Regions from separate parts of the Homo sapiens genome. Here region 2 is linked to region 1. Evidence: chromatin loops called from intact Hi-C (ENCODE). Cell type or tissue: endothelial cell of umbilical vein. All regions are shown on one strand. Links, peaks and the distances in the headings refer to the core of each region. The heading gives the core; the rest is flanking DNA.

Region 1 (8,348 bases), core at 2,646-6,645:
TGAGAGGATGAGTCAGTGTATCAGATGCATCTGACACAGTTCACCCCTTCAGCACTCTGATCACTGTGCCTGCCCTACATTAAATTCAGTCTGTTACCAAGTCCTCAAGTTCATAACCAGCTACAGTTCTACAAAAAACTTAATACACAGGAGTTGGTGGCACATACCACAGTTTGCTCCTGCAACTTCAATCAAAGGCAGAATTGACGTTCATCCTATCCCTCCCCTACCACTTATTTTATATTTCCTTCCCTTTGTCATCACAAGTAGACATTTCATTTAAACTATTTTTAACAACATTAATCTTATTTCTTCTAACTATATTTTTGTACCCATATTTCAAAAAACTAAAAGAGTGGAATTGGAATATTCCGAACACAAAGAAATGATAAATGCTTGAGGTGAAGGATATCCCAATTATCCTGATTTGATCATTGCATATTTTATTTTTGTATCAAAATATCACATGTAACCCATAAATGCATACAACTATTATGTATCCATAAAGAATAAAAATTAAGAAAATGCACATTGATCTGTGTGCATAATACACTCTTCTTCATGATGAATCCAAAAAGAAAATATAACTTGAAAATACCTTAGTATTTAACATTTTCAGTACTATGAGGTCAGCTTATTCCCTTATAAAAGAGAATAAGATCCATATAGCACATTCTGTTTATTTAGTGATGTTTTTAAAGAGTGCACACATCTTTAATCCTTACTTTTCATAATAGCTATATTATCATAGCACAGAGTCAGACTAATCCCACAAATCCTGTTCAATGGCATGTTACAATCAACTAGAATTTGTTTCATTTGTTGAATATAGTCAGATAAATAATTTGAGTTAGAAAAAATATTTCAAGATTTTTTGTAATAGTGTTAGCTTGTAAGAATCAAGGATCAGTATTTATCCAATCTGGTATAAAATCTAATAAGGAAGTAGTTTTTAGAACCTGCTTTATTTATTTAACATTTCACTTTCTATGTGCCTATTTCTATTTCAATTAAGTCTTCATAATTTATTTTGGATACAATTGTCATATTTATTTTCACACACTGCCATTTTTCCAAGTACTCATGAGAGAATGGATCAAATTCAGCAAACGGTTTGATGATTCTCATAAGATTTTTATTATTTAAAGAGTGCCAGTTGAGGGGAGGGACCAAGATGGCCGAATAGGAACAGCACCGGTCTGCAGCACCGTGAAACCCACGCAGAAGGCAAGTGATTTCTGCATTTCCAACTGAGGTACCCAGTTCATCTCATTGGGACGGTTAAGCAGTGGGTTCAACCAACTGAGGGCGAACAGAAGCAGGGTGGGGCGTTGCTTCACCCAGGAAGTGCAAGAAGCCGGGGACCTCCCACCCGCAGCCAAGGGAACTATGCAAACAGGAGGGAACTGATAACCCATGGACACATTTATTAACATTCCTTCCTCCTCTGGGTGAGAGGCCCACAAGTATCTGTAGGCTCAGGCATCCAAACACTATTATTAACATAAACCTCAACCGGAGGTTCCAACCATGTGACAGCCCTACTCAAATATAGTATGGATTATCAGTTAAACGAGCTGTTTAATTTGTTACAACAAACTGTAAGAAAAAGAAATTTCCCATTTTGTATTACTCATATTCGAGCACACCCTAATTTACCATGGCCTTTGGCTAAAGCAAATGAACAAGCTGACTTGCTAGTATCATCTGCATTCATGGAAGCACAAGAACTTCATGCCTTGACTCATGTAAATGCAGCAGGATTAAAAATAAATTTGATATCACATGGAAACAGCCAAAAAATATTGTACAAGATTGCACCCGGTGTCAGATTCTACACCTGCCCACTCAGGAGGCAGGAGTTAATCCCAGAGGTCTAAGTCCTAATGTGTTATGGCAAATGGATGTCACGCATGTACCTTCATTTGGAAAATTGTCATTTGTCCATGTGACAGTTGATACTTATTCACATTTCATATGGGCAACCTGCCAGAGAGGAGAAAGTACTTCCCATGTTAAAAGACATTTATTATCTTGTTTTGCTGTCATGAGAGTTAAAAAAAAAAATTAAAATGGACAATGGGCCAGGATACTGTAGTAAAGCTTTTCAAAAATTCTTAAATCAGTGAAAAATTACACATAAAACAGGAATTCCCTATAATTCCCAAAGACAGGCCATAATTTAAAGAACTAATAGAACACTGAAAGCTCAATTGGTTAAACAAAAAAAAAAAAGGAAGAAACAGTAAGGAGTATTAACACTCCCCAGATGCAACTTAATCTAATACTCTATACTTTAAATTTTTTGAACATTTATAGAAATCAGACCATTACCCCTGCAGAACATCTAACTGGTAAAAGGAACAGCCCACATGAAGGAAAACTGATTTGGTAGAAAGATAATAAAAATAAAACATGGGAAACACGGAAAGTGATGACATGTGGGAGAGGTTTTGCTTGTATTTCCCCAGGAAAAAAACACCTTCCAGTTTAGGTACCTACAACTTACAGATAAAGTTGTCATCCACCAAGAAAGCGGAGCCGCCGACTTGGGCACAATTAAAGAAGCTGACACAGTTAGCTGAAAAAAGCCTAAAGAACACAAGGGTAATCCAAACTCCAGAGAATATGCAGCTTGCAGCCTTGATGATTGTGTCAACGGTGGTAAGTCTCCCCAGGCCTGCAGGAGCAACTGCAGCTAATTATGCCTATTGGGCATATGTCCCATTCCTGCCTTTAATTAGGCCTGTCACATGGTTGGAAACCCCGGTTGAGGTTTACGTTCATAGTAGTGTTTGGATGCCTGAGCCTACAGATTCTCGTGGGCCCTCTCACCCAGAGGAGGAAGGAATGTTAATAAATGTGTCCGTGGGTTATCAATTCCCCCCTGTTTGCATAGGGCTGGCTATCTGTTGCCTAAAAGGCTACCGACAACATTGGCTAGTTAAGATTCCAGGTCATAATCAAAGACCAGTATCCTGTCATTTATTTTACAAAGTTTGGTTCAATTGGAACAGTTTAAGCCCAGAAAAGAGAGGTGTCAACAACCTCAATAATGGTCAAAGGATTTAGAAACATTGATTTGGAAGGATTGCATCACTGATCACACTGTGGTACTGCAAAATAATCCCTATGGAATCATCATTGATTGGGCCCCTAAGGGGACCTTTGCAGTTAATTGTACCAATCAGAATGATAGATGCAAGATAGGACTAAACCAAGAACTATATTATCAAAGAGATGACACCATTTACACTGAAAAACGTGCTCATTTTCCCATAATTTGGACCAATTTTGGTATGGCCGACCCACATCCAAAAATGAGTAATCCAATCATAGACCCTAAACATCCTGAATTATGAAAGTTAATGATGGCCCAATCTCATATTCGGGTTTGGAAAAAAAAATTATATTAATGGAGAAGGTGGGAGACATCAATTTACGTATCAGTTTTGTTCCAGCCAAACAATACCCATTCAGAGTTGTGTCAAGCCTCCTTTAATGTTAATTGTCAGAAATATTAATATTCGACCAAATTCTCAAACCATTACTTGTCAAAACTGTTGCCTTTTCATCTGTATTGATTGCACATTTGGTGTAAAAACATCTGTGTTGCTGGTGAGGGCTAGAGAAGGAGTTTGGATACCGGTTTCCCTCAATAGACCTTGGGGAGCCTCTCCTTCCATTCATATTGTCACAGAAATGTTAAGGGGACTGTTTACCAAAACAAAAAGATTTATTTTTACCCTTATAACGGTCATTATGGGCCTTATTACAGTCACAGGTACTGCTGCGGCTGCTGGAATTGCTTTACACTCCTCTGTTCAAACTGCGGAATATGTAAATGATTGGCAAAAAAATTCCTTAATAAAAGATCACACATTTACACATTATAACAAATTTTATGCTCTGAAAACATTTTTAGAAAGAGCATATATTTACATATGTTTGGGAAAGGTATCTTGATATTAAATAATTAATTGACAGTGTTACATTTTCAATGTTCAAAATGAGCTAAGACTTTTATGTACATTATCTTATATCAGCCTCACTAAACTATACAAACTGGATATTGATGTGCTCAATGAGAAGACAATGGAATAAGGCATGGAGAGCTCACAAAGCTGAGGAGTGGCAAAGTTGCTTTCCATATGTGATATGACAGCACCTCCCTCTAGTGGTGACACCATGCTTTTCCTCCATATTCCTGATGTGACAAAGCTCAGAGTCACAGATTTGATGCCCTTTATTCTTATTTTTTGCTTCCAAATCATTTATCCTCTTTATTTAGCTTTTTCTTACAGTATGAACACTAGACAAAAACAGTTAAGTCATTTGCTTAGTATATGGTGTCAATAAAGCATGGTCTGACAACATTTATTTTTATTTATTTTCCAACTTTTAAGTTCAGGGGTACATGTGCAAGCATTATATAGGTAGATTGCATGTCACAGGGATTTGGTATATAAATGATTTCATCACCCAGGTAATCAGCATAGTACTTGATAGGTAGTTTTCAACCCTCACTCTCATCCCTCAACCCTCAAGAAGGCCCTGGTGTCTGCTGTTCCTTTCTTTGTGTCCCTATGTAATAAATGTTTGGCTCCAACTTATAAGCGAGAACTTGTGGTATTTGGATTTATGTTCCTGTGTTAGTTTGCTTAGGATAATGAACTCCATCTCCATCCATGTTGCTGCAAAGGACACAATCTCAATCTTTTTTATGGCTGCATAGTATTCTGACAATACTTATTTAGACCATATTTATTTTATACAGATACAAAATGCTATGTAATTTATTTTATGTCCTCTCATCCTGAATAGACATTTTATAGACATATGTGAAATATCAAAAGAGACATTAGGCAAAGTACTAATGATACCAACATAAAAGATAACATTATTACATATTTTGTGCTCTGAAAACATTTTTAGAAGGAGCATACATTCAAATACTAAGTTTGGGAAATGTGTTTTAATACTTAATTGAAAGTGTTACTAAGTTTTCAAAGTTCAAAATGAGCCTCTAATAATGTGTTAAGACTTTTATGTACATTATCCCAATTCAGCCTCACAAAATAATATGAATTAGGTATTGATGTGCTTATTGAGAAGATGATGAAAGGAGGCATAGAGAACTCACAAAGCTGATGACTGGCAGAGTTGCTTTCCATATGCAATATGCCAGCACCTTTCTCAAGTGTTGACACCATGCTTTTCCTCCATATTCCTAATTTGACAGAGCTTGAAGTGACAGATTAAATGCCCTTCTTCCTCTTCATTGTTGCTTCCGGATAACTTACCCTCTTTCTTTAGCTCCTCAACCCACCAGAAAACCACAAAACAACAACAAAACAAACACATAAAGTGAAGCACATGTCATCAGGCTGTACTACTCAAAACTCCTTTGTGCTAGGCATCCTGGATCTCCCAGGATGCCTTTATTCACTGAATATTTTAACAACTGACCCTTTCTCTCCTTACCATTACTCTTGTTGATCTTTGGGCCCTTTCAGATATGGTAGACAAGCATCTCCCCAGCCTCTCAGTTCCTTGACCTCCTAATAGCTGAAAGTCTTTTCTATCATCTCACCTCAGCCTGAAACTTTTCCTTACCAGTAACTAAACCTCCTCCATAATCTCAATATCAAGAGTCCCACACAATCAGTCCCTCTCATGACCTGCCTGCTCCATGCTGATAGGTCGAATGGTCAATTCTCCATCCTCATTTTATTTTATGTCTCAGCAATATGACAAAGATAATTATCCCCCTTCTTCCTAGATTCTTGTGAACTTTAGAAACTATGAGACAATAAACGTTTCAGTTCACTACATTTAGAGGGTATTTCTTATGCAATATCAGATAATTAATACAGAAACTTTTACCTGACTTGGAAGAGCATAGATTGTTACTGTCTGTTTTGTTGTTATTGTTGTTGTTGTTGTTGTTTTCAGACAGAATCTCTCCCCGTCACCCAGGCTGGAATGCAATGGTACAATCGCAGCTCACTGCAACCTTCGCCTCCCAGATTCAAGCGATTCTCCTGCCTCAGCCTCCCGAGTAGCTGGAATTACAGTCACATGCCACCACGCCCGGCTAATTTTTTGTATCTTTAGTAGAGACGGGGTTTCACCACGTTGGCCAGGCTGGTCTCAAACTCATGACCTCGTGATCTGCCCACCTCGGCCTCCCAAAGTGCTGAAACTACAGGCGTGAGCCACCGCATCCAGCTATTGTCTCCTTTTTATTCTTTATATAAACTGAAACATACACAATGTTTTGCTGTATGACTGACTTCCTTAACTCAATATTATGTATTAAAATATATGTGAAAGCTTTTGGGTTCTGTAATAATATTTCACTACAGATACTTAGGAGTAGAAGTATTCAATATATAGTATGCATTTTTTCACCTCATAGTACATAATATCAAATAGATTTTTAATATGATTGTCACAATTTATACTCTCATCAGCAATATTAAGGCTCCCCAGTGCTCTACATTCTTGCCATCATTTGGATATGTCAGCCTTTTGGATTATAGTCATTCTAGTGGGTACATGTAGATTTCATTCACAGTTTAATTTGGTTTTCCTTGAGAATAAAAGACAATTACGGAAGTTGAACATGTGTTCATGTTTGCTGTTCATTAGGAGATCCTCTTTTGGATGAGCTTATTTAAGACTTTTACTTCTATTTTTTTGTAGATTTGAAGACTGCATTACATATTCTAATTATATATATAATATGTTTTTAATCTTTGATTTGCCTTTTCAGTCTCTTAATTATATCTTTGTCAGTTCTCAATTTTAATGTAGTTAAATGTATTGACTTTTTTTTTTTACACTTAATATTATAGTTTTGTATCAGTTTCCCAATCTGGAGAATGTGAAAATAATGTCATTGACTTTTTTTTTCTATAAGTTTGATTGTTTTATCTTCCACATTTAGATCTATAATCCATTTGGAATTGCCTTATTTTTAATGTCAGGAGGGTAAGAACCAGGTTTTATTTCTTTCTAACGTGTATAGAAGGCCTGACACCATTTATTGAGAAGATTATCCTTTCACTATCGTTACCATAAATCAACTCACTATATGTATAAGTCTGGCAATTACATTGAATATATAGATATATTTGTGGAAAAATTAGACTCACAAAATAGTCAGTCTTCCAGTCCATAACCATGATATGTTCCACCATTTATTAGCCCTTGGCATATTGCATAGTTTTCAGTGTATAGTCCTTGGCATATTTTGTTATATTTATTTCCATATTTTGTTAGATAAGTAAATTACTTTGAAGCATAAATACACATATAGAAAAGTGGACACATCATAAATATACAGCTCTGTGGATTTGAGCAAACTAAATATATTCAGAATGCCAGCACCCAAAGAAAATTCAGAATACAACAGTTTCCATGAAGCCCTCTTCATGCTCTACCACCTCCTCCTACACCCATCAAGACTACTATCCTGCTTTGGTACTTTAGGCAAATGGAATCTTAGAGTACATATTTCTTAGTATCCAGTGTCTTTTACTCAATAATAAACATGTAAGATTGGTAGATATTTTGGGGTTTAGCTGTAGGTCAATTGTTCTCATTGCTCTATAGTGTTTATTATATGAATATATCATGAATTATTTAACGCTCAACTCTTGATGAACATTTGAGTGCTTTCACTTTTATGTCTAACTCTGGTGTCTGTGGTTATGCAGAGTTTTCCGTTATATTCCTATGCCATTTGGTGGTTTTCCAGAGCCAGCTGAGATGATGCTGTGTCACTGACAGATCCTTTCCAATAGGACTTTCCCAACCATAATGAAGAAGACCTCTCAGTTTTGGGTTGGCAGTTTAACATGAGATAGAATTGGACATAGTGCCTCATCTACCCTCACTCCCAAATGTAAGACAATTGAGAAAGCACATTTGAGTGTAGTAGAATTAGTTAAAGATGTAAGTGTTGGAAGTTTTCTTCCTAGGATTTCTCTGACCATCATAACTTTGAGGGTAACCACAGCCCTTCACTCCACAAGAGCCCAGCCTACTTCTACCTTGCTAGTTTCAGTCTGTCCTCTCCTATATTCTATCCTCTTCCCTCTACTCACTACCTTGTTTTTCAAAACAAACAAAATTTTTTAACAAAGCAATTTAATAGTCATTTTTTCTTGCTTAGGTATCTGCTGATACTTAAATTGTTGGAGCTATGCCTCTTCTCCAATATGCATTTCAAGTTTGTTTCCAAGAACATACATTTCCCTCTCTATCAGGAATTTTGGAGTCTGACATTAATATTAAACAATGAACCTTATTTTTTACATTTTTGTAATACATTATCCAAA
Region 2 (7,673 bases), core at 2,214-6,213, 110 kb after region 1:
AAACAAAGACACTTAGGAAGTGGTACAAGTGCTAAGGAATGAATTAATACTAAATGTCATCACTGTGATGGTTGGAACATCAAAATATACATAACATATACATACATGTGTATATTATATACATATATACATATGTGTATATATTATATACATACATATCTATATACAATAGAGTTATGCTTCACTTAAAAACTGGGATACATTCTGTGATCATAGAGTGCACTTACACAAACCTAGATGGTATATAGCCTGCTACACACCTAGGCTATATGGCATAGACTATTGCTCCTAGGCTACAAATCTATACAGCATGTTACTGTACTTAATACTACAGGCAACTGTAACATAATGGTATTTGCATATCTAAACATAGAAAAGGTACAGTAAAAATGCAGTGAGATAAGAAAATGGTACACCTGTGTAGAGCACTTTCCATGAATAGAGCTTGCAGGATTGCTCTGGGTGGGTCAGTGAGTGAGTAGAGTGAATGTGAAGGCCTAGGACATTACTGTACACTACTATAGACTTTATGAACATTGTATACTTATGCTATACTAAATTTATTAAAACTTTTTTCTGCCAAGTGCAGTGGCTCACGCCTATAATGCCAGCACTTTGGGAGGCTGAGGCAGGTGGATCACCTGAGGTCAGGAGTTCAAAACCAGCCTGGCCAACATGGTGAAACCTCGTCTCTACTAAAAGTACAAAAATAAAGGAAGGGCACAGTGGCTCACGCCTATAATCCCAGCACTTTGGGAGGCCGAGTAGGGCAGATCGCCTGAGGTCAGGAGTTCGAGACCAGCCTGGCCAACATGGTGAAACCCCATCTCTATTAAAAATACAAAAATTAGCTGGGCATAGTGGCAGGTGCCTGTAATCCCAGCTACTCGGGAAGCTGAGACAGGAGAATCACTTGAACCCGGGAGGTGGAGGTTGCAATGAGCCAAGATTGCGCCGTTGCATTCCAACCTGGGCAACAAGAGCGAAACGTCGTCTCAAAAAAATAAAAATCAATTTTTTTTTAAATACAAAATTTAGCTGGGCATGGTGGCACGTGCCTGTAGTCCCAGCTACTCAGGAAGCTGAGGCAGGAGAATCGCTTGAACCCGGGAGGCAGAGGTTGTGGTAAGCCGAGATCGTGCCACTGCTCTCTAGCCTGGGCAACGAAGTGAGACTCCGTCTCAAAAAAACAAAACAGAACAGAACCTTTCTTCTTCAATAATAAATTGAAGACAATTCACCTACTGTAACTTTTTACCTTATAAACTTTTTAAATGTTTAATCTTTGACTCTTCTATAACACTTAACACACAAACTATACAAAATATTTAAAAATATTTTATGTCATTCTATAAATTTTTTCTATTTTTAGTAATTTTCTTTTTTTACTTTTTTGTGTTAAAAACTAAGACACATACGTTAGCCTAGACCTACCGATGAACTGGATCATCAGTATCACTGTGTTCTACCTCCACGTCTTGTCCCACTGGAAGGTCTTCAGGGACAATAACATGCATGGAGCTGTCATCTGCTATGATAACAATGTCTTCTTCCAGAATGTCCTGAAGGACATGCCTGAGGCTGTTTTATAGTCAACTTTTTTTTAATAAGTAAGGGTACACTCTAAAATAACAATAAAAGGTATGGTATAGTAAATACATAAACCAGTAACATAGTTGCTTGTTATCATATCAAGTACTATGTACTGTACATAATTGTATGTTCTAGACTTTTATATGACTGGCACTGCAATAGGTTTATACCAGCATCACCACAAACACGTGACTAATGCATCATGCCACAATGTTACAACAGCTACAATGGCTCCACTAGGCAAGTAGGAACTGTTTTTTTTTTTTGAGATGGAGTCTACCTCTGTTACCCAGGCTGGGGTGCAGTGGCGTGATCTCGGCTTACTGCAACCTCTGCCTCCCGGGTGCAAGCAATTCTCCTGCCTCAGCCTCCGGAGTAGCTGGGACTACAGGCGCATGCCACCACACCCGGCTAATTTTTGTATTTTTATTAGAGACAGGGTTTCACCATATTGGCCAGGCTGGTCTCGAACTCCTGACCTTGTGATCCGCCTGCCTCAGCCTCCCAAAGTGCTGGGATTACAGGCGTGAGCCACTGCACCTGGCTGCAAGTAGAAATTTTTACCTCCATATACTCTTTTTTTTTTCTTGAGATGGAGTCTCGCTCTGTCACCCAGGCTGGAATGCAGTGGCATGATCCCGGCTCACTGCAACCTCCACCTCCTGGGTCAGACGATTCTCCTGCCACTGCTTCCTGAGTAGCTGGGACTACAGGCACTTGCCACCACGCTTAGCTCATTTTTGTATTTTTAGTAGAGACGGGGTTTTACCATGTTGGCCAGGATGGTCTTGAACTCCTGACCTCAGGTGGTCCACCCACCCCAGCCTCCCAAAGTGCTGAGACTACAGGCATGAGCCACCATGCTCGGCCTGCTCCATATAGTCTTATGGGACTACCGTCATATATGCAATCTGTCATTGACCAAAACGTGTTTATGCAGCACATGACTCTGTGTTGTATATATAATGTAAAGCTTCAATAAAAGTAAATCAAAAGTTAAATGTGTTTAGTTTGATAGAACCAGATGACTATAATATTGAGGATATTATCCTTCTTGTGATAATTAGTTTTGTTACAATACAGCACTCACCTTCCACGTGAAACTTTAAAATGCAGGGGAAAAGAGCAGAGACCATATAATTAAAATGCACAGTAGAAACACTGAAATGTGGGGCTGGGCGCTGTGGCTCATGCCTGTAATCCCAGCACTTTGGGAGGCCAAGGTGGGCAGATCACGAGGTCAGGAGATCAAGACCATCCTGGCTAACGTGGTGAAACCCAGTCTCTCCTAAAAATACAAAAAATTAGCCAGGCATGGTGGCACGTGCCGGTAGTCCTGTGTCCGGAATTTATTCCTTCCTGTGGGTTCTTGGTCTCGCTCGCTTCAAGAATGAAGCCACAGACCCTTGTGGTGAGTGTTACAGCTCTTAAAGATGGTGTGTCTGGAGTTTGTTCCTTCAGATGTGTCCAGAGTTTCTTCCTTCCAGTGGGTTCGTGGTCTCGCTGACTTCAAGAATGAAGCCACAGACCCTCGGGTTAATGTTACAGCTCTTAAAGGTGGTGCGGACCCAAAGAGTGAGCAGCAGCAAGATTTATTATGAAGTGTGAAAAGAACAAAGCTTCCACACCACGGAAGGGGACCCGGACAGGTTGCCCCTGCTGGCTCACGTGGCCGGCCTTTATTCCCTTATTTGGCCCTGCCCACATCCTGCTGATTGGTCCATTTTACAGAGCACCGATTGGTCCATTTTACAGAGTGCTGATTGGTCCATTTTACAGAGTGCTAATTGGTGTGTTTACAATCCTTTAGCTAGACACAGAGTGCTGATTTGGTGCGTTTACAATCCTTTAGCAAGACCCAGAGCGCTGATTGGTGCATTTTTACTGAATGCTGATTGGTGCATTTACAATCCTTTAGCTAGACACAGAGCGCTGATTGGTGCATTTATAATCCTCTAGCTAGACAGAAAAGTTCTCCAAGTCCCCACTCGACCCAGGAAGTCCACCTGGCTTCATCTCTCAGTCCCAGGCTGAGGCAGGGGAATCGCTTGAACCCAAGAGGCAGAGGTTGCAGTGAGCCGAGATCATGCCACTGCACTACGGCCTGGCCAACAGCAAGACTCTGTCTCAAAAAAAAAAAAAAAAAAAAAAAAGAGAGAGACACCAAAATGCATTGCAAGACAACAAGACACTGAAATAACATGCCCAGCAACAGGGGAATGAATGAGTAAAATATGGCACAAAAACAACCAAAAACATACGTTGTAATTAAAAGTGAAATTTTTATGACTCAGAAAATTCATAAAATACTTAAGATACAGTACTTTGTTAAGAGACAATTAAAAATATTTTTAAATGACACATGATTGCAACTACAAATCCCCACTTCATAGATCTAAAAGACAGTAACATTTGGGCCCTCCAGCATCCAGGCCCCCCATGAAAAGGGTGCCCACTTCTGCTCTTTCCTGGTCCCGAAGTGTGGTATCCATCTGTTTCCCAAGCCTGGTTCTGTTTTCACCTCTCCATCCATGAGCTTTGCATTTCCTATTTCTGGCCTTTTCTTGCAGTTATTATTATTGTTACTAATATTAAACTTTTTGGCTGTGACCTTGACTTCTCTGGATGAAGACTTGATTCACAGCCCATACTACACAGATATCCACAGCCTCAATTCTCCCAGCTTCAGCCCATCATTTAGGAAGACTTTTTCTGTACCTGTCCCATCTCACCTGCCTCAGATCTTATGGGAAGAGTCCTAAAAATATATACAATTGAAACTTTGATGGACTAGGGTCTTAAGATCATGGGTTCAACATACAGTATTAGTTTTTTTCGATCTGTCCAAACTTTTTTAAAGACTTAATCTTTTCCTTATCTTTGTCAAGCTTGCCACCTGGTGGTGAATTTCTAGAACTTCATTGTTCTAGAAATTAGCCTCAAGTGAGCATAAGTAAGGTTAAAAGATGCTACCTTTGATTTCACTAGCAGTTTTGCGTTAATAACATGGAAGTATAGGCCTTTAATCACCCTGGTAGCCAAAGTCATATCACAGGGTTAGCTGATCCAGAAGTTATACAAGCCTTATAGACATTCCCTTACTTGCCTGGGACTCATGCCCTGATTCCCCGTAGGATTCTAGGTTGATTTTAATTACCTGATACTGGATCTGCTCTGGGAAGTAGTTCTTACTTAGACAGTGAGCATTTGCATCTACTGCAGAATCTTGGTGACTCCGAACATTGTATAGTGTCTTGTAAACTTTCACCAGTGTGTTAGTTCCCTCAGGTTGCCTTAACAAAGTACTACAAACTAGGTGGCTTACTAAATAACAGCAGTTTATTCCCTCATTGTTTGGGAGGCTAAAAGTCTGAGATAAGTATCAGCATGGCCAGTTCCTTCTGAGAGCTGTGAATAAGATTGTTCTATACCCCACCCCCACTATCATCTGGTGATTGCCTGGAAATCTCTGCATTCCTTGGCTGGTAGGAGCATCACCTTAGTCTGTGCCTTCATCTTCACACAGGGTCTATGTATATGTCCAGATCTCACCTTTTTATAAGACCACCAGTCATATTGGATTAGGGTTCACGCTAATGACCTCATCTTAACTAATTACATCTGCAGTAACCCTATATCCACATAAGATTACATCCGGAGGAACTGGGAGTTAGGACTTCAACATATGAAACTAAGGGGGGCATGGTCCAACCCATAGCAACCACGTATCTCATTATACCTCCAGACTTCATTTCCACCATGTTTTTCACAATTATTTGCTGCTGTTCCCTGCTGGACAGTTACATTTCCTTGCCCCACTGATGTGAAGCTTAGCTGTGAAATTGCTCTGCCCAATAAAATATGAAAAGAAGTGATGTGTGCACATCCTAACAGAACCTTTTAAGAGCCTCTTCCCTCTGCCATGAAACAGGCAGTGTTCCAGGTGAAGGCTGTTTCATCAGCCTATGTCTCAGAATGACAGTGACACAGACCAGGGCAGCAGCTGAACCTCAGTGGATATGTAGTATGAACAAGAAAACCTTTATGATTTTAGGCCACCAAGACTTTGGGGTCATTTATCACTGAAGCATAAACGAACTTTAGCTGACTGATAGAGCTAACTGACACCATAAGTTCACCCTGTAATGTGAGTGAGGTTTTTTTAAAAAAATTCATTCATCAGATAATTATTTGAAACTATGTGCTAGGCATAACTATATGTTGGACACTGTGATGGTGTCACCTTGGCTATGCCCTGGTACCCAGATATTTGCCAAACATCAGTCTAGGTATTGCTGTGAAGGTGTATTTTAGATGAGATTAACGTTTAAATCAGTAGGCTTTCAGTAAAGCCAATTACCATCCATAATATGGGTGGGCCTCATTCAGTGGAAAACCTTAAGAGGAAAAGACTGAGGTCCTCAAGGAAGAGGGAGTTCTTCTGACTCCAGTTGCAGCATCCGTTCTTCCCTGAGTCTCCAACCTGCTCTGCAGATTTCAGATTTGCCAGCCCTCACAAACACATAAGCCAGTTCCTTAAAATAAATGTATGTATAGCTCACATTTATTTCAATGTTTCATATTAGAAGTGTTTCATTCTTTATTTAGAAGTATAGTAGTGATTTTGTGACCAGAAATATGCTGTAGAAACTGAACTCTTATTTATCTCAATTAGCCTATGGTAAAATTGGTCATGCTGTATATCATTTTGCTTAAAGCTGCAGTTTCCAAGAACCTATATGACACTTTTAAGTGATGACTTGCTGTACTGCATTTAATAGAAGCACATAGGAGAAGCACCTGACCCTGACTCGTAGAACCAAAGAAGGCTTTTGGGAGGGAATGAAGTCGAATTTGAGAACTGCACTTGGCAAGTGGAATAGGAGTTAGCCAAGTGCAAGGAAGGGTGGTGGGGACCAGGAATTGGACTGAGTAGAGAACATGCACTCTCAACAAGGGCATGATCTCCCCCAGGAGAAGAAAATGGGTGCTTGGCAGACAAGATAAATCTTAGCTATCACACTGTTTTGTCACCATCCAAAGCTCAATCCTATGTGACAAAATTGTATTCCTCTTAATATTTAATTGAGGGGAGGGAAGATGACTAGGAAAGAATTTCTAAGAAGGTCTCCTTAGGTGGGCAATAATAAAAAAAAACATTGAGAAACATTGGTATAGAAAGAGCATTTGGGCATAGGAAAGATCACACATGAAACTACTGAAATGAGAGAGAACATAGACTATTTGAAAAATTAGAATGGGTGTGGCATAGAATTGGGAGGGAAGAGGAAGCAGGAAGAACAATGAGAGAAGAGGCCAGTCTAGAAACAAATTTTAAAGAAAATTAAACCTGAAAGTGCATTTCAACCTCAATTATCTAAATAATTTAAAGTTGGATTTTGTGTCTAAATTATCTACAGCACATCAAACTCACTTTTTTATGTATAAATCATCCTTTGTGTTTGTGGTCTCTACTGAATGAATTAAGCTTTAAACATTGTGTTAGAGATAGACAAGAGCATTTGTTAAGATAGATATTTCAACCTATCATGCTAGAACTTGGTAGTTGTACAACTGTTGTCTCTAGAATGGCATCATGTTCAGGTGGGTAATTATAATGCTATTCCAGCAAGCTTTTTAACCTCTGGAGAATTTTCATGTGATTTACTTCACTGGAGTTTCAAAGACAAAATATGACACTAAAAAAGGTATTTTTCTTGGTCCCATTATTTAGAATAGAATGAGAACAATGGTCTATTTAATAACCATTATCGTTATCTTCCCAGATTGAATTAAAATTACATTAATATTCCATTAGAAAATTCTCTGCAAAAATGCTGTCAATCATTTTTTTATTTCTACCAGCTTGTTAACAATGAACTCAAAGCTAATTCAATACTTTTGGGAGATAGTATAAAACTCAATTTTAGAATCTAAAGAACTAAAAAATTGTATGCTATGTGATAATTTTAATTCCTATTTTTCTACTACAGCCTTAGCTTGCTTGGTATTAGTAGGCTTATCCTAAATTTATAATATACTTTTAAGAGGCAGCATTCTAGTAATATTTTTAGAAGGTC

What was found. Peaks named below come from ENCODE experiments on the same cell type or tissue, not always from the same donor. Only the 100,000 strongest peaks of a DNase experiment are listed, where the experiment ranks them.
Region 2: a loop joins it to region 1, with 2.7 times the contacts of the local background. A loop is called at or near these places in 2 of 110 quality-filtered maps.

Annotation. Positions count from the first base shown.
Region 1 is chr1:89,081,810-89,090,157 of GRCh38, reverse strand. The region is part of intron 4 of LOC105378841 (a long non-coding RNA gene); the gene reads right to left. Among named protein-coding and RNA genes, the nearest start is that of GBP1, 21 kb to the right of the region's middle. In endothelial cell of umbilical vein, for the core only: no CTCF peak of the experiment used is centred there; a DNase peak (open chromatin) is centred at 4,167; H3K27me3 peaks cover 277 bases.
Region 2 is chr1:88,970,543-88,978,215 of GRCh38, reverse strand. The region is part of intron 2 of KYAT3 (kynurenine aminotransferase 3); the gene reads left to right. Among named protein-coding and RNA genes, the nearest start is that of KYAT3, 18 kb to the left of the region's middle. In endothelial cell of umbilical vein, for the core only: a CTCF peak has its summit at 4,504 (motif pointing left); a DNase peak (open chromatin) is centred at 4,465.